Linked DNA regions of Homo sapiens: region 2 is linked to region 1. A link is a loop called in an ENCODE intact Hi-C map of the cell type or tissue named here. Cell type or tissue: B cell. All regions are shown on one strand. Each heading gives the region's core, and the rest is flanking DNA. Links, peaks and the distances in the headings are about the cores only. Region 1 has its middle 100 kb from the start of MARCKS. Region 2 has its middle 47 kb from the start of MARCKS.

What was found. A loop is a pair of places that touch in the nucleus more often than their neighbours do. Peaks named below come from ENCODE experiments on the same cell type or tissue, not always from the same donor. Only the 100,000 strongest peaks of a DNase experiment are listed, where the experiment ranks them.
Region 2: it touches region 1 in a loop (2.6-fold over the local background); 1 of 110 quality-filtered maps calls a loop at or near these places.

What each region holds. Positions count from the first base shown.
Region 1 is chr6:113,751,710-113,761,425 of GRCh38, forward strand. No RefSeq gene overlaps it. Among named protein-coding and RNA genes, the nearest start is that of MARCKS, 100 kb to the right of the region's middle. RefSeq lists an enhancer at 4,023-4,302. In B cell, for the core only: no CTCF peak of the experiment used is centred there; a DNase peak (open chromatin) is centred at 4,032.
Region 2 is chr6:113,805,505-113,815,220 of GRCh38, forward strand. No RefSeq gene overlaps it. Among named protein-coding and RNA genes, the nearest start is that of MARCKS, 47 kb to the right of the region's middle. In B cell, for the core only: no CTCF peak of the experiment used is centred there; a DNase peak (open chromatin) is centred at 4,477; H3K4me3 peaks cover 855 bases; H3K27ac peaks cover 2,324 bases.

The DNA.
Region 1 (9,716 bases), core at 524-8,523:
TCAGGTGTTGGAGACCAGCCTGGCCAACATGGTCAAACCCCGTCTCTACTAAAAATACAAAAATTAGCTAGGCATGGTGGCACACGCCTCTAATCTCAGCTATTTGGAAGGCTAAGCCAGAAGAATCGCTTGAACCCGGGAGGTGGAGGTTGCAGTGAGCCGATATCATGCCACTGCATTCCAGCCTGGGCAACAGAGTGAGAATCCATCTCAAAAAAAAAAAAAAAAAAAGAAGCCAAAAAAACAATGTATTTCTATACACCAATAATGAACTAGCTGAGAAAAAATCAACAAGGCAATTCCATTTACAATGGCCTCAAAAACAACAACAACAACAAAAACGACAACAAAAACCTAGAAATAAATCTAGCCAAGGAGATGAAAAACCTAAAAAAAAAGCTACAAAAACACTGATGAAAGAAATGGAAGAAGGGCCAGGCATGGTGGCTCACACCTGTAATCCCAGCACTTTCGGAGGCCAAGGCAGGCAGATCACTTGAGGCCAGGAGTTCAAGACCAGCCTGGCCAACGTAGTGAAACCTCATCTCTACTAAAAATACAAAAATTAGGCCGGGCGCGGTGGCTCACGTCTGTAATCCCAGCACTTTGGGAGGCCGAGGCAGGCAGATCACAAGGTCAGGAGATGGAGACCATCCTGGCTAACACAGTGAAACCCCATCTCTACTAAAAACACAAAAAAATTAGCTGCGCGTGGTGGCAGGTGCCTGTAGTCCCATCTACTTGGGAGGCTGAGGCAGGAGAATGGCATGAACCCAGGAGGTGGAGCTTGCAGTGAGCTGAGATCATGCCACTGCACTCCAGCCTGGGTGACAGAGCGAGACTCAGTCTCAGAAAAAAAAAAAAAAAAAAAAAATTAGCCAGGCATGTGGACATGCTTGTAATCCCAACTACTCAGGAGGCTGAGGCACAAGAATTGCTTGAACTTGGGAGGCAGAGGTTGCAGTGACCCAAGATCATACCACTGCACTCCAGCCTGGGCAACACAGTGAGACTCTGTCTGACGAAAGACAAGAAAAGAGAAGAGAAGAGAAGAGAAGAGAAGAGAAGAGAAGAGAAGAGAAGAGAAGAGAAGAGGAGAATGCAAACAAATGGAAGGATATCCGATGCTCATGGATCAGGAGAACTAACAAACATTGTTAAAATGACCATATTGCCTAAAGCAATCAACAGATTCAATGCAATCCCTATCAAAATAACAATGTAATTTTTCACAGAAATAGGAAAAACAATCCTAAAATTCATATCCAAAAAAAGAGCCCTAATAGCCAAAGCAATCCTGAGCAAAATGAACAAAGTTAGAGGCATCACATCACCTGACATCAAAATATATTACAAGGCTACAGTAACCAAAACAACATGATATTTGTATAAAAACAGACACCTAGATCAATGGGACAGAATAGAAAACCCACAAATAAATCCACATATTTATAACCAACTGATTTTTTACAAAGGCATCAAGAATATACATTGGGAAAACGACATCCTCCTAAACAAATGGTGCTGGAAAAATTGGATATCCATATGCAAAGAATTAAACTGGATCCCTATCTCTTACCATGTACAAAAATCAACTCAAGATGGATTAAAGACTTAAACATAAGACCCAAAACTATAAAACTACTGGAAGAAAATGTACGGAAAACACTCAGGACATGGGTTTAGGCAAATATTTTATAGCTAAGACTTTAAAAGCACAAGCAACAAAAATGAAAATAAACAAATGGAACTATATTAAACCAAAAAGCTTCTGCACAGCAAAGGAAATAATAAACATAGTGAAAAGACAACCTGCTCAACTGGAGAAGATATTTGCCAGAGATTCGTCTGCCAAGGGACTAATATCCAGAATCTATGAGGAACTGAAACAACAGTAAAAAAACAAACAAACAAATAATACTATTAAAAAGTGAGCAAAGGGCATAAATAGACATTTCTCAAAAGAAGACATATAAATGGCCAACAAGTAATATGGAATACTTCTTCTTGGCTAGGTGCGGTGGCTCACACCTGTAATCCCAGCACTTTGGGAGGCACAAGGTAGGTGGATCACCTGAGGTCAGGAGTTCGAGACCAGCCTGACCAACAGAGAGAAACTCCGTCTCTACTAAAAATACAAAATTAGCCAGGTGTGATGGCACATGCCTGTAATCCCAGCTACTTGGGAGGCTGAGGCAGAAGAATCGCTTGAACCCAGGAGGGGGAGGTTTTGGTGAACCCAGATGGTGCCATTGCACTCCAGCCTGGGCAACAAGAGCGAAACTCCATCTCAAAAAAAAAGAAAAGAAAAGAAAGGAAAAACTTCTCAGCATCACTGAACATCAGCGAAACGCAAATCAAAATCATAATGAGGTATCATCTTACCCTACTTAGAATGGCTTTTATTAAAAGGACAATAAATAACAGATGCTAGTGAGGGTGCAAAGAAAAGGGAACTCATACAGTGTTGGTGGAAATGTAAATTAGCACAACCACTATGGAAAACAGCACAGAGATTTCTCAGAAAACCGAAAATAGAACTATCATATAATACAGCAATCCCACTACTGGGTATTTATCCAAAGGAAAAGAAATCAGTATATCAAAAGGATATATATCAGTATATCAAAAGGATATGCTCACGTTTACTGCAGCCCTACTCACAATAACAAAGATATGAAATCAACCTGTGGACCAACAGATAAAGAAAATGTGCCATATATATACAATGTGATACAATTGAGCCATAAAAAATAATGAAATTATGTCATTTGCAGCAACATGGGTAGAATTAGAGGTAATTATATTAAGTGAAATAAGCCAGGCACAGAAAGACAAGTATTTCATGTTCTCACTCATATGTGGGAGCTAAGAAAGTTGATTATCATGGAGGTGGAGGGTAGAATAATAGATACCAGAGGCTGGGAAGGGTGTGTGGGTTGGGGAGAGGGATGAAGAAATGTTGTGTAATGGGTTACAAACATATGGTTAGGAAGAACGATTAAGTCGTAATGTTCAATAGCAGAGTAGAGTGACTACAGTTAACAACAGTGTATTGTACATTTCAAAATAGCGAGAAAAGAGGACTTGAAATGTTCCCAAGACATAGAAATGATGAGTCCTCGAGGTGATGGATACCCCAAATACCCTGACTTGATTATTTCACATTCTATACATGTAACAAAATATTACATGTACCCCACAAATATGTACAAATATTATATATTAATAAAAAAAGAGTCCGGGCACAGTGGCTCATGCCTGTAATCCCAGCACTTTGGCAGGCCAAGGCGGGCGGATCATGAGGTCAGGAGATTGAGACCATCCTGGCTAACACAGTGAAACCCCATCTCTACTAAAAATACAAAAAAATTAGCCAGGCGTGGTGGCAGGAGCCTGTAGTCCGAGCTACTCGGGAGTCTGAGGCAGGAGAATGGCAAGAACCTGGGAGGCGGAGCTTGCAGTGAGCCGAGATCGGGTAACTGCACTCCAACCTGGGAGATAAAGCGAGACTCCATCTAAAAAAAAAAAAAAGAAAGAAAAAGAAAAAGGTGATAAGTAGGAAACTCACAAACCATAGGATATGTAAAAACTGGGCAAGCAGGCCTCCGTAATGCAGCATTCACTATGGAGAAATAACACAAAAATATAAGGGCAATCCAAGTTCCTAGTATTCCAAGTGGACCAGTAATTAGTAGTAATTGAACATGAGGCCTGTACCATCAAGAAACTATGGGAGCCTTTTTGATCCTAACTTCATTGAATACTATTAATAAAATGACTCTGACCAAAACACTGACATATGTATACTTCAGCAGACAGTACAGGGAAAGCATACATATGACTGAGATGTGGAAGGCTTCCAGAGCTCTGCTCATTTCTTCAAGAGGTCAGCCCCCATAACCTGCTGCGTTATTGGTTCAAAGCCGCTGTGGGACCATCCAAGCAAGCAGTCACCCCACTTCCTGCTAATCCTCCAAATCTTCCCCAGGGGTTTGCATTGCAAGCCTGTCCTGACTCTGCTTCCCCAGGGACTCCTCTAGGCTCACAGCATGGGGAATTCTATGGCTGTAAGAAGATACTCCAAGAAGATGGAAGATCAGAACTGTATTAACTCACAGACAAGTCTGAAAGAGGAGATGTGGCTCTGCACTCCCAGATGAAAGAGATTTAAGCTTGTGAATCACTGAAAATAGCAAGAAATCAGACAAAAAGGGCCTTGTCCCAGAGTAATAACCTCACTCAGAGATTAAAATAGGTCTGACCTTTGTCTGTGGGACTGTGTTGTCTCAGTCATATTTAGTTGCTCCAGCTGAGGACTTCTGAAACCTCCATCTGCATGTTGTGAAACCCCTTCTCTTGGTCACGGGGTGGTCTCTTCCCGAACACAGAAGAGCCACTTATTCTGGAGGGTACTTAATGGGGTTTGTGGCTTCCAAGCCAAGAAAGTGGAGCTCACTGAGGTTCTATTTTTTTTCTTGCTCAAATAAAGTTAGAAACACTATCATGTGACAGTCAAGAAAATTGAGGTTCCTCAACTGACACTGAAGTTACATGACCCTCATCCACCTGTTCACTCACCTCTGGAAGGACTTGAAAGTTCCAATCTCCTTGTATGGCTTCTCTGCTCAGAAAGCTCATGAGAGGAGCCCACTGTGACTGTTTTTTGAGATTTGGGGGTACAGCTTTGTTGAACAGGATCAACAGAACAGAAGGCAAGCTATTTATAGCCAGAAAGCCCTGGGACCAGGACTCCAGAAGCCTGTTCTTAACTTCCAACCCTGTCCATGAGTCACTGCCTCACGCCCAAATTATTTCTTGCTTCCTCAGTTTCACCTACTATAAAGTGGAGATAATCATACTCATTCCTACTTTCTTGGTATATTGTGAAAAGAAATTATTACATACGTGAGCCCTAGGGAAGAAAGACTTAAACCATCTTTATTGCTATTTCTTATTGCCAAATAGTATCTATGGTAATCATAGCTTTCTTCTACTAATAACCCATGCTACCTCTGGCCTGGTATCCTAAATGTCAAAAGATGTATATCACATTACAGTTTTGAAGTCCTCTGTTCTTTAAAATATTGCTTTTAATTCACATAGCATCTAATTTTGATCAGAGTCATTTACCAAAAATCATTTTACCAAAAATCATTTTGCATGAGTAGCCTCAACTAAGATGCAGCAGGAGCTGAAGACTGCAATGCACAGTAAATACAACCCAGGGGCTTCAAGTATAAACCCTTGGTCTCACAGTATACTGATATGGTTTGGCTCTGTGTCCCCACCCAAATCTCATCTTGAATTGTACTCCCATAATTCCCACATATTGTGGGAGGGACCCTGTGGGAGATAATTGAATCATGGGGTCGGTTCCCCCATACTATTCTTGTGGTAGTAAATAAGTCTCACGAGATCTGATGGTTTGATAAAGAGAAACCCGTTTCACTTGGCTCTCATTCTGTCTCTTGCTGCCACCATGTGAAACGTGCCTTTCACTTTCCACCATGATTGTGAGACCTTCCCAGCCACATGGAACTGTAAGTGCAAAAAGCCTCCTTCTTTTGTAAATTGCCCAGTCTCAGGTATGTCTTTATCAGCAGCGTAAAACAGACTAATACATATACCATCCCATTAGATAGTAGTGGCCATTTTCTTTCCTGATTTATTCTTCTATTGTCCTCTTTGACCTGGAAGGAATTAAGGTGACAGTGGTGCCATTCATTTGTATGTCTTATTTAAACCACCCCCATTACCAAGCATTATTTTAAAACTTGCCTGGGATAAGCAAAATCGTGTGGTCCACACCATCAGACTCTAACTCACCTAAAATAGTTTTCTGTTCTCTTATAGTAAAAGTGACATGTAAAAATCAAACTTGAAGTTTTATTTTCAATTGTGGTAAATTATACATAAAAATCTATGTTAATCATTTTCAAGAGTGTACAGTTCAGCAATATTACATACATTCACATTGTTTGTGTAACCATTACCACCATCCATCTCCAGAATGTTTTCGTCTTTCCAAATTGAAACTGTGTACCCATTAAACAATTCTCCCCATTCCTCACTCCTTCCAGCACCTGGTAACCACCATTCTACTTTTCATCTCTATGAATTTGACCACTCATGTAAGTAGAATCATGGAGTATTTGTCTTTTTTTTCCTGACTTATTTCACTCAGCATAACACCCTCAAAGTTCATCCATGTTGTAGCATTTGTCAGAATTTCTATCCTTTTTAAGGCTGAATCATATTCCATTATCAGTATATACCATATTTTGTTTATCCATTCATTCATCAATGGACACTCAGGCTACTTCCACCTCTTGGCTATTGTGAGTAATGCTGCTGTGAATGTGGGTGTACAAATACAACAGTTTCGGCCAGGCGCAGTGGCTCACGCCTGTAATCCCAGCACTTTGGGAGGCTGAGGCGGGCAAATCACCTGAGGTCAGGAGTTCAAGACCAGCCTGACCAACATGGAGAAACCCCATCTCTACTAAAAATGCAAAATTAGCTGAGCTTGGTGGTGCAGGCTGAGACAGGAGAATCTCTTGAACCCGGGAGGTGGAGGTTGCAGTGAGCCCAGATTGCGCCATTGCATTCCAACCTGGGCAACAAGAATGAAACTCCTCTTAAAACAAAACAAACAAACAAAAACAAATACAACAGATTCTCAGAATATGCCAGGAATTGGTTCCAAGACACACACACAACCCACATATAACAAAATCTGTGCGTACTCAAGTCCCACAGTCAGCCCTGAGAGACCCGTGTACACAAAAAGTTGGCCTTCCATATACGTGGCTTTCACCTTTTGAATACTGTATTTTCAATCCATGTATCTGTATCTCTTACAGACGTTGCTTCAATTTTGGGGGGTATGTGCCCAAAGGCGAAGTTGCTGGATCCTATATTAATTTTATTTTTAATTTTTTAAGAGCTGTCATATGATTTTTCATAGTGGCTACACCATTTTGTATTCCCTCTTGCAATGCACAAGGGTTTCAATTTCTCCATATCCTCACCAACACTCGTTATTTCCTGTTTGTTTGGTACTAGCCATCCTAATGGGTATGTTGAAATTCTATTTTTAATTAATGAGTGAGAGATGGAGGGGTCAGATTTAAACAGGTTACAAGGCAGTCTCATAAATTTGTATGAGACTTCTCTTGGGCAGAGTGAGAAGGACTAAAACAGAATGACTAAGAGTCATCTCAAATAACTGTACTTACTGGTTACCCTTGCTCTGTCTGGAGAGGAAGTGTACAAGAAATGCCTGCAAAAGATAGCAGGGATTTTCCCTCCTAACTCCAAGACAGCCAGAGAAAAGTGAGCCTCAGAAGAGAAAAAAAAGGAAGACTTTAATGTAAAGAACTCAAAATGTTCTGGATGACCCTGAGATGCAGTTTAGTGTTTTCACTGTTTTGCACAGTTTCACTATGGAATTGCCTGACAGAAGCAGATAAGCTACAGAAGGAAGAGTGGGAGGGGTCTTAGGAACTGGGCAACAGAATGGGGAAAATGTGTATGGCTAACCCTGGTCGAAGGCAGAAATTAAAAGAATGAGATGGGAAGTTAAGCCTAGAAAAACTGACTTGTTTCTGCTCTTCTCACCCCTACCCCAGAGCAATCACCAAAAGAACTTAACATACTGCTTACTTCCTTTCCTAAACTGCTGATGCCCTGTTTACTGCTGGCATGCTACTCCCTGTCTGCCCATAGCTCCAGTCTGCAGGATCTTACCCATCTCCATGCTCTCTCCTGGTCAGGCATTTGAAAAAATACTTCTTGAATACCTGCTAACCATGGAAATCAAACAAGAGTAGATAACTTGGGATTTTTAACACTTTTAAATAAAATTGTGTTCAAAGGAAAATTAGTGGAAGATGACATTGGTGTGCCAGGGACAGGGCAATGGGAGAGGTCTGCCTCCGGAAAAAGCAATTTATTTTTTATGGAGAATTTTTAAATTTTAAAATAATTAAGATGAATTTTAAAATAATAATAAACTAAAATAAAGTCACTCTGCTTTTTATTTTCCCTATGCTCTGCCAATTCTAAATTGCCAATGATAAAATACTGCTCCTATGCAAAATATTTTTTGTTGATCCAAGTTCTAAACAATTATGTGGTTACTGTTGAGTTTTAATAATATATATGTAATCTTCACATACATAGAGAATATATTTTTCATTAATAAACATGAGTTGGGCCTGGTGGCTGATGCCTGTAATCCCAGCACTTTAGGAGGTAGGAGGATTGCTTGAGGCCAGGAGTTAGAGACCAGCCTGGGCAACATAACAAGACCACCATCTCTACAAAAAATTTTTTAAAAAATTAAAATGATTAGCCAGTGAGGTGGTGCATATCTGTAGTCCCAGCTACTCAAGAGGCTGGGGTGGCAGGATCGCTTGAGCCTAGGAGGTTGATGTTCCAGTGGGCTATGATCTTTCCACTGTATTGGATGATAGAGGGAGACTCCATCTCAAAAAAAAAAGGCATAAATAAAAAAAATAAACATTGTATTCTCTGTGGAAGTCAAAGAATTTCCATTTGTATACCAGAGACTTAGCTGCCCTCATTTGTTTTGAGAGCAAATTCAAAATTATTTAGAATCGTTTGAGCTCACCTGGAGAACAGTTAATGTCTCCAGCACTTAGGGTATACAGCTTCATATGTCTAAAACTATGGGCCAGGCACCGTGGCTCACACCTGTAATCCCAGCACTTTGGGAGGCCGAGACAGGCAGATTACCTGAGGTCAGGAGTTCAAGTCCAGCCTGGCCAACATGGTGAAACCCCATCTCTACTAAAAAAAATACAAAAATTAGTCGGGCGTGGTGGCTGGCACCTGTAATCCCAGCTACTCGGGAGAATTGCTTGAAGGGCCGGGAGGTGGAAGTTGCAGTGAGCCGAGATCGCGCCATTGCACTCCAGCCTGGGTGACAAGAGCAAAACTCTGTCTCAAAAAACAAAAAACAAAGAGAAAAAAATATGGATTCAAAACAATAATTGTGAAGACAAAAAAAAAATTGAGTGACTTCAATTTTGCCTCTATATAACTACTTAGAGTTACTCATGTTTAAAAGTTTAAACTAATGGAACAGGGTACACAGTAGTATCACAATTATTGTTTTGAATCCATATTTTTTCTCAAGAAATTATGTATTATATATTAATTGTTATGTATTATATATTATTATGTAGTATATATTATTATCATCTTATTTATAGATGTGTTATATGTTAATTAATGTGTATTATATATTACTTATGTATTATATATTAATTTTATACATATAATTAAATACTTTTTTCTATATTTGTTTTATTTTCGTTTTTAATTCATTTACTTGCATGATTACATATATTAAATTTAATGCAACTGTATTGTCTATGTTTCTTTTCTGGCTATTACTCATTTCATATCATGATTATTAAGAAATATATTTTTCCTCTGGCAGTATTAAAAATGATCAGCAGTGGGCATCAAAAATACTAGGTATATAACTGCCCTTACTGGATTTTTTTTCTAAATTGTGCATGATTCGTTATTGAATTATCCAACAAAGCACCTGGTATCTGCCAGGCAGTGGGTTCAGTGGTGGATAATAGAGACCAATAAAACACAGCTAGTGTCTCAAGGTCAGTGGCACTAGAATATGGTAGACTGGAAAGGTCTAGATTATGGATAAAATATGAGGCCAG
Region 2 (9,716 bases), core at 571-8,570, 54 kb after region 1:
TTCAACTTAACCTAAATTAGTCAAACATTGGAAAACTCTCAACACACCTGGCGTGTTTCAGCTGTATGACAACCTGGGCCTCAAGCTTCATTGCACTGATTTGTGGCACAACAGTTAGCAGCATGCTTGGGAAGGGAGGCCTATATCATGGGAACGTCGAGAATGGGAGTAGAGAGAGGAATCTAACAGCAGTTCTTCTGATGGACTACGTAATCAAAATATTTACTTTCACTGTACGGCTATTGTGGCACTGAAATGACACATATGTATGGTGAACCTGGGTAGAATATTAGAAAGCTGCTGTATAGGAAGCAGCATTGTCTAAAAAATATATCGAACAGAAGAAATCTAACATGGAAAAAATAGTTAATATGAATAAATACTGAGGAGGGAAAAAAGGAGTCCTGGAAAAGTGATCGCAGAACTGCAAAAATGACTATTTAGGACTGAAAGAGTTCATGTGGTAACTTTTCTGCAGCTGTGACCATTTGTCCGTATTAACAACAGACCTGTTTTGTTTTGTTTGGGGTTTTGACAAATTACAGCATCCTGTATTGTTCTCTCATCTTGTGGAAAGAAAGGGAAATGTAACTCTATAGAGTTTTATCTTGTATTTTTTATTTTCCCAAAATTCTCCTGAACTCACCGATAGGTGTAGACTAGATGCAAAAGCCTTTGAACTTCAATTGTAAAGTCAGAGGGAAAGGTTTGGTCTTGACGATTCTAAGTCAGTCACTAATGGAAATGAAAGCTGTGCACTCTGGAAACCCTGGCTCCGGTGCTGGGGGATCATGTGCAAACCATGGAATAAGTGGTCAGGCCAGAGCTCTGGAACAGCCTTCCTGTCCCTTGGCTAAGTCTCCCTTCCCCACAATTTCCACAGCTGCTTATCCCAACCCCACTTCTCTGCCTGTTTTTCTCCAACACAAATCAACACTTTAATCAGAAGTATTGAAGTTCCTAATTGGTGGAGAAGGCAAAGATACTGTACCAAGAAGTGAAACGGATAGGTTCCTCCCTGCTAGAACCAATGTAAAGTTACAAAACAACCAATTAAGAAAGGATTATATTTTTCAAAGACCAACTGATGAGATCATTGTTTCTTTTAAGCTTGAGGAGGATGATTTGGTATGATTTAGGCAAAAAGGAGAATATTCTCAGTGCTTGACCCTTGGCCTTCCAACACACACACAAACACCGTTTTTTGGTTTTTTGGTTTTAAAGAAAAAGAGTTTATGATTGGGGGAATCATTGATTTGAAGAGAACTGGACTAACAGAGTCCTTGTCTATCAGTTTCTACTCATTTGTTGTTTGTTTGTTTGTTTGTTGAGACAGAGTTTTGCTTTTGTTGCCCTGGCTGGAGTGCAATGGCGCGATCTCGGCTCACTGCAACCTCTGTCCCCTGGGTCCAAGCGATTCTCTTGTCTTAGCCTCCTGAGTAGCTAGAACTACAGTGCATGCCACCATGCCAGGCTAATTTTTGTATTTTTAGTAGAAACAGGGTTTCACCATGTTGGCCAGGCTGGTCACAAATTCCTGACTTTAGGTGATCCACCTGCCTCAGTCTCCCAAAGTGCTGGGATTTCAGGCATGAGCCACCACACCCAGCCACCTTCTACTCATTGCTATTACATGGGATCTACAGGGAGAAAGAGTTTCTGTCCCTTATTTCTACTGATGGACAACCCCTTTAGTCTTTTTTTAACAATCTCTGTAGTGGATTGTATGGTGACTCCCAACAAGGTATGTCCATGTCCTGACCACCAGAGCCTGGGAACATGGCCTTATTAGGAGAAGAGGTCTTTGCAAATGAAATCAAGTTAAGAACTTAGATGAGGTAATCTTGGACTATCCAGGTGGGCCCTAAGTGCAATGACAAGTGTCCTTATGAGAGACAGAAGAGAAGCCCATGGAAATATGGAAGCAGAGATTAGAGGGAGGAAGTCACAGGCCAAGAACAACTGGAACCACCAGCGTCTGGAAGAAGAAAAGAAAAAAATATCTCCTACAGCCTCCAGAGAGAGTAACGTGCCCTGTCAGCAACTTGATTTCAGACTTCTGGTCTCCAGGACTATGAAAGAATCAATTTCTGTTGTTTTAAAGTACTAAATTTGTGGTAATTTGTTACAGCAGCCTCAGGAAACTAATACAGTAAACTAAGGTGTTTGTTTTTGTTTTTGTTTTCAGTTTCTAATTCCACAATTTCTATTATTCATTCATTTGTTCAGTAAACAAACAGGCAATGAATGTGTCAGGCATTGGACAATGCACGAGAGATACAGAGTTGAAAAATAAATCTATTCTCAAGAGCTTTATAAACTGATAGGGAGAATCAGACATGTAAGTACAATGAAGTATTACAATGTCATTATTATGTATAGGCATGAGAAGGAAGTGACCACTGCTTCCTGGGATGGTCACAAAAGGGTTCAAAGAAGAGAGACACAGAAAAGCTGAAGAAGTGTTTGCTGGCCAAGAGGGTTAAGAATGGGAGGGAGGGAATTCTTGGAAGAGAAAGTATCATAAACAGAGGTATGGAGGTATGCAATCACATAACCTCTACAAATATTGGATGCTTTTAAGTATATCTGGTAAGATTCTACAGTAGGCCTGGTGAAAGGCAGTGCTAAAGGGTAGATAAGGAAGGGCCAGATTATTGACAGCCACATTAGTCAAGCTGAAGAGTTTGGAATGAGTCCTATGGCAAATGGGAAACCCTTAAAACTTAAGGTTTTTAAGCAGGGTGGCAACATGTCACACTTGTGTTTCAGAAAGTTTGCTGTGGTAGAGGTGGGCTGGGTGCCTTGGGGACTCAAGATCAAGGCAGGGAGATTCATTAGAAGAGTACTGATGTGGTCAAAGGAGCAGAACTAAGGCTAAACTAAGGCACAATCATGAGGCGGAGCAGAGGAATGGCAAGAAAGAGAAATTGACAAAGGAATCTGAGAAAGAATAGAGTTTGAGTTAGAAAGTGAGAAGCAAACAGAGCAAATTCTATTGCAGTAACCAAGAGAGAAGAGGGGATCAAGAAGGAAGTAACAACAGTCAGAAGCCAAGTGATGTGAAGAGGACTCCACTGGATTTGCCAATGAAGAGGCCACTGGTGACTTTGGCAGAAAAGTTTGAGGGGAGATGTTATCTATTAGCCATGTAAATTGCTGGCAAGTCAATTAGCATCAGCAAAACAAAGATTGGTCCATAGATCAGTAGTCATCAAAATATATTCCCCACACTATCCCAGCATCATCTTGGAACTTAGAAATGCAAATTCTCAGGCCCCACTCCCCCTAAATCAGATACACTGGGTTAGGGGTCCACAATCTAGGTTCTAACAACGATTTTGATGCAGAAGTCTGAGAACCGTCTATATACACTAGACAGGACTTTACTGCTGAAAAGGTAATTCATGGACTGGCAGCATCAATATCACCTGGGAGCTTGTTGGACCCCACACCTGACCCATTGAATCAGAATCTGCATTGTAATAAGATCTCACGTGATTCAGTTACACAGTGAAGTTAGAGAAGCACTGTTGAAGGGTTTCAATCTCAATAGCTTTCTTGCCCAGTGTCTGAGATTACCTTTTACATAAATCTGCTAAGTTGCTAATTCAAGGAAGGGGGGAGAATTCAATATAACATAACATATTTCCTCCTCTCAAGTGGGATAATAAGGAATAACAAATGGGCTATTTATAGCTTACATGAGACCAGAAACATTGCATGTGCAGTCAAAGTAATGTAGGTGCTTTGTAGTTTTTGGCATTTCAATTCTAGGTTACAGAAATACATGTTTTTCCTCAAAAAGATAGAAAACCTACTGGGGTTCATTATATTATTCTGGTGGAAAATAATATCAGGCCATTAGGACTTTATTCAAAAAAGTATCTTGGTATTCTTGACAGAGACAGTATATGGAAACAGATAGATCTTTACATAACCTTAGTGGGGAATTGCTTGTTAGGAAACCAAAAACATTAAGATCTGTGCAATTTACTGTTTGTAAAATAGAGCTCCATAAAAAAACTGAGAACAATTATATTTACTTTGTGTAAATATAGTTTAGCCCAAAGATTCTCAAAATGTCCTCAGACCAGCAGCATTGGCACCACTGATTGGCTTGTTAGAAATGCAAATGATTGGGCTCTGCTGTGACCAACTAGATCAGTATCCCTGGGGCCGGGATACAGGAAATTGTCTAGCAATCCAGGTGATTCTCGTGCATGGTAAAATTTGGTTTAGGCCTCAGAGACGCTTCATATAAAACACCTCTGCCTGCATTGTCTCTTCTTTGCCTTAACTGCCTCTGAAACTCTCTTCTCGGCTGAAATATTTTCATTTATCTTTAAAATCCTTTTGTGGGTCCTTTCCTCCTTCCCCTTTTTTCTTCCTCTATCTACCTATGTCTTTCCGTTCTACTTTTTCACTTCCTGTTTTGTTCCTAGCTCACTTTAGCTTTGAACTGCCCCATTCTCAAAGATGCATACAAATCTAGCACTTCTACGCAAAAATGTGCCAGCCTAAGCAAGTCTATTAGATACCCATGCTCAGCATTATGAAAGAAACGAAACAGTACATCAGCCACTTAGTTCTTGAAACAATGCAACTTAAAGAAATGACAGTATAGAACGAGTCACTGTACAGTTCTTTGGTATTAATGTGACTTTAGCAAGAACACTCATGACTGTCATGTGCTAACTGTCCACAAAATGTCTGCTGGCATAGAAAAGTACATGATTTTCAATCTACAGGCAGTTCACCAGAACATTTGGGCCCTGTATTAGGATTAAATGTTCATGACTTCACCATAAGAGGTGGCTAATAGGTACAGTAGGAACAAATATTAATAATAATATTAATAAAAGTGTTACTTTGTTTAACTGAAATAATTTGTCTTTATTATACAGTCTACCACTAATAATGATCATTGCTTATAATTATTTATTACTAAATTTAGTCCAAAGCCTTTTCTATGAGCCTTACAGTTAACAGGTTGGTGCAAAAGTAACTGCAGTTTTGCCATTAAAAGTAATAACAAAAACCGCAATTACTTTTGCACCAACTTAATATTACTATACGTATGTATTTATTTATTTTAAGACAGAGTCTTGCTCTGCTGCCCAGGCTGGAGTGCAGTGGCGTGATCTCGGCTCACTGCAATCTCTGCCTCCTGGGCTCAAGCAATCCTTCCACCTCAGCCCCTCAAGTAGCTTGGACTACAGGCACCCGCCACCACGCCCAGCTCATTTTTGTATTTTTAGTAGAGATGGGTTTCCGCCATGTTGCCCAGACTGGTCTTGAACTCCTGACCACAAGCAACCCACCATCTCGGCCTCTCAGAGTGCTGGGATTACAGGCATGAGCCACGGCACCTGACCTACTATGTATTCAAACCTCCCCATAACCCTATGAGTTCAATACTATTATTATCATCTCCATTTTACAGATGAGGAAATAGAGGAATGGTAAGGTTAAGTAACTTGTCTAGAGTCATTTTGCTGGGAAGTAGTAGACATGGGATTTGCATATAGGCAATCGAGCTTTGGGGTCCTAGATTGTAACTACTGCATTACACTGCTTCTCAAGTGAGAATGGGTTGAATTATACAAGACATATTTGAATTTCACGTTTCTTCACCTTTTGCATTAAGAGACCAGGTTCATTACATATTTTCACATTCTCACACTTTTGTGGAAACAGCATGGTACTGTGGGGCAAATGCCTGCCTGGGAGCCAGAGGTCCTCAAATTTTATCCTAGTATTATAAGCAACTAACTAGATGCATATGGGGACGCTCATGGGTTTACCCTTAATAGGTCACAATTTCTTCTCTTACAAAAGGGGAGTGTTAGACTCCATTAGATCATATTAATGGTTCTTTCCAGATCCAACATTCTGTGAATTCGAAGAATGAAACATAGTCCTAGGAAATAATTAGACTTGGGAACATAACGGTACACAGAAGCATAATTAATCAATTTTCTAATTATTCCTTTAGCTATAATATAAACAAATAATTCAACATGGCATAATTCTTGGTTATTAAGGCAGAACAGAAGTGTTTGCTACTATGTGAACAACATGCAGAGAAATAAAAACAAAAACTAAAGTACGTTTGCTCAACATGATAAAGGCCAGAGGTGAGGGATAGTGTTAATTTCCTACTGTTGCTTTAACAAATTATCACAATTTAGTGGCTTTAAAAAAGCCCACAAATTTATCTTATAGTTCTGGAGATCAGAAATCTAAACTGTGTCTCACAAGGCCATAATCAAGCATCAGTAGGGCTGTGTTCCTTCTGGAGGCCTAGGGCAGAGTCCATTTTCCTGGCCTTCTCCAGCTTCTGCAGGTGGCCTACATTCCTTGGCTCATGGCTCCTTTCCCCTACTTTCAAAGCTGGCAATGACAGGTTAAGTCCATCTCATATGACATCATTCTGACCTCTTCTATTAGGTTGGTGCAAAAGTAATCACGGCTTTGCCTTGTGATTAAATTAGGCCCACCCACATAATCCAGGATAGTCTTTCCTTCTCAATATCCTTAGTTTAACCACATCTGCAAAGTCCTTTGGCCATGTGAGATAACACCGTAACAGGTTTCAGGGATTAAGACATGAACTTCTTTTTGGGGGCCACTTATTTTGCCTACCATGGGGATATTTTAGGGATTTCCAGGAAACTTTCTATATCATATATCTAAAAAACAAAACAGTATTCATAACAGAAAGGAAAATGATTCAATTCTGAAACATTGTAAGATCTCTTTCAATTTAAAAAGTGAAGTTCACATTAAATGGAACCTACACATTTATTGAAGATTTTCTAGAGTTGATACTTTCTTATTATTTATTTACTTTTTTGAGACAGGGGTCTCTGTCACCCCGGCTGGTGTACAGTGCGTGATCTCGGCTCACTGCAACCTCCGCCTCCTAGGTTCAAGCGATTCTCCTGTCTCAGCCACCCCAGTAGCTGGGATTACAGGCGTGTGCCACCACATCCGGCTAATTTTTTGTATTTTTAATAGAGGTGAGGATTCATTATGTTGTCCAGGCTGGTCTCAGAATTTCTGGCCTCAAGTGATCCGCCCACCTCAGCCTCCCAAAATGTACTAATACAGGTGTGAGCCACCACGTTGGGCCTCAGTTTATTTTATTTCATTTTATTTTATTTTATTGAGATGGAGTTTCACTCTTGTTGCCCAGGATGGAGTGCAATGGCACAATCTCGGCTCACCGCAACCTCCGCCTCCCAGATTCAAGTGATTCTCCTTCCTCAGCCTCCTGAGCAGCTGGGATTATAGGCATGCGCCATCACGCCTGGCTAATTTTGCATTTTTAGTAGAGACGGGGTTTCTCCATGTCGGCCAGGCTGGTCTAGAACTCCCGACCTCAGGTGATCTGCCCACCTCAGCCTCCCAAAGTGCTGGGATTACAGGCGTGAGCCACCATGTCCAGCCGGTATTATTTTAAATGCAAAAGAATGTTACAGCCCAAAACGACCATGAAGACAATCTAGTAAAGTCAAGCCTCCTTATTTTATATATGAGGAAACTAAGACTCAGAGAGGCTCAAGAGGGACAGAAGCTAGGCTGAGACCTCATGGCTTGATTCCCACATCTAGAATTCTTCCATTACTAAACCTTCAGCTGCCTCTCATTTTGTCACTCTACCAATCATTCTGAGGCCTCTGTGCAAAGTTTCTTAGCTTAACAGTTAAGGAAGAGTCTTAGCCAAACATTCTTTGGCGTACCCGGCAACTCAGACTCTGGGTCCACAGTTAATACTAATGATTAGAGCAGATCTCTACCTCTTTCCTCCTCTTAGGGGAAGTACATGGAGGAGAAAGATACTGCAGGAGGGAAAAAAAAAAAAGTCTTGTCTCTTGACTGCCATGTGAGGATAAAGAGTAGGAGGAAAACTATGCTGTGGTAAGGAAAGTAGCTGAACCACAGATGAGGCGTTCATTGAAAAAACATTTTGTAAATTCCATTTCTTACCCTTAAGATGTGTCAAAGGCAATGTGTTAGGTGTAGTGCTAATAAGGAGATTAATTTCTTATGGAGTGTTTATGAAGCAAAAATTCCATTAAAACAAAAATGTAAGAATAGCAACAAATTTAGTTGAATTATTAAAATATGTTTTAGAGATTCTAGGTCAAATCCTTGTTTTGCAAAGGAAAATCTTAACCTCTGCATGGCCCAGAACAAAGAGAGTACAGCACCAACCCTAGATACAGGAAGCAGAAACAGCCTGGTTAGCCTTCCACCTCAAATTTTCCCCTTTCCTAAAAAATATTTCAGTGTCTCCTCGGAGAAGAGTAGTAAAGCCATCCTGAAAGACTACTGTTAGAAAACCCCTACCATTAGGAAACTACATTAACAAAGTAAAGGTTAAAAAGTATATGATGATTTCAGAATATGCCAAGAAAGCATTTATTGAAATATAAAATTCATTCCTGTTATTTTTGGTTTTGTTTTTGAAACATTTCTTAGCAAAGCAGTAATGGAAGAAAATGTTCTTAAATAAACTTGTTGTAGAGGACCTTCTAGAATCTTAAAACAAAATCATAATGTTGAAACCCATGTTTTTATGTTTTTTGTTGTTGTTTGTTTGTTTTTTGAGACGGAGTCTCACTCTGCTGCCCAGGCTGGTGTGCAGTGGCACAGTCTCAGCTGACTGCAACCTCTGCCTCCCGAATTCAAGTGATTCTCCTGCCTCGGACTTCTGAGTAGCTGGGATTATAGGGGCCTGCCACCACGCCTGGCTAAAAATCCATGTTCTTGGAGATGTCAATCCGGTTTTTAGTGCCTCACTCATCATATGAATGACTAGCCAAGGATCCACAGACATTTGGTTTAAACCTCAAATAAGATCAAAATAAACAAGTATATAGGGGAAAATGCAGGGAGCAGAATAAAAAAAGTTTTAAAAGATTACAAAAAAAGACAGCAAAGAAAAAGGGAAGGGAAGGAGAATGAGAGAGAAAGACAGAAAGAAAAAGAAAGGAAAGAATAAAAGAAAACATTCAGAGAACATAAAGAACTTTGGGAATTTAAAAACGTAAAAGAAGGCCAGGCACGGTGGCTCACACCTGTAATCCCAGCACTTTGGGAGGCCGAGGCGGGTGGATCGCTTGAGGTCAGGAGTTCGAGACTAGCCTGGCCAACATGGCAAAACCCTATCTTCACTAAAAATACAAAAATACACCACCGGGCGTGGTGGCACATGCCTATAATCCCAGCTACTCTGGAGACTGAGGTACACAAGAAAATCGTTTGAACCCGGGAGGTGGAGGTTGCAGTGATCAGAGATCACGCCACTGCACTCCAGCCTGGGTGACACAGTGAGACTCCGCCTCAAATAAAATAAAATAAAATAAAGCAAATAAAAATCAAAAATAAAAATGTATGATAAAAACAAAACACAAAAGCAAGAGAAAAATTGGAAGATAAAGTTGAGAAAATCTCCCAGGAAATAGAACAAAATGATAAACAGACTAAACATAATAGTGAAAAGATAATGAGAATCAATCCAAGAAATCTGAATAATAGGAATACTAAAGAGAAAGCTCAGAAAAAAATGGCAAGGATGACATTGTTGAAGAAATAATATAAAAAGCTTCCAGAACTAATGAACATGAGTTTCCACATTTAATTACAAAGCAAAAAAGCACACCAAGGCCATCATTGCTTCCAGAAAGAAAAACAGTTTACATACA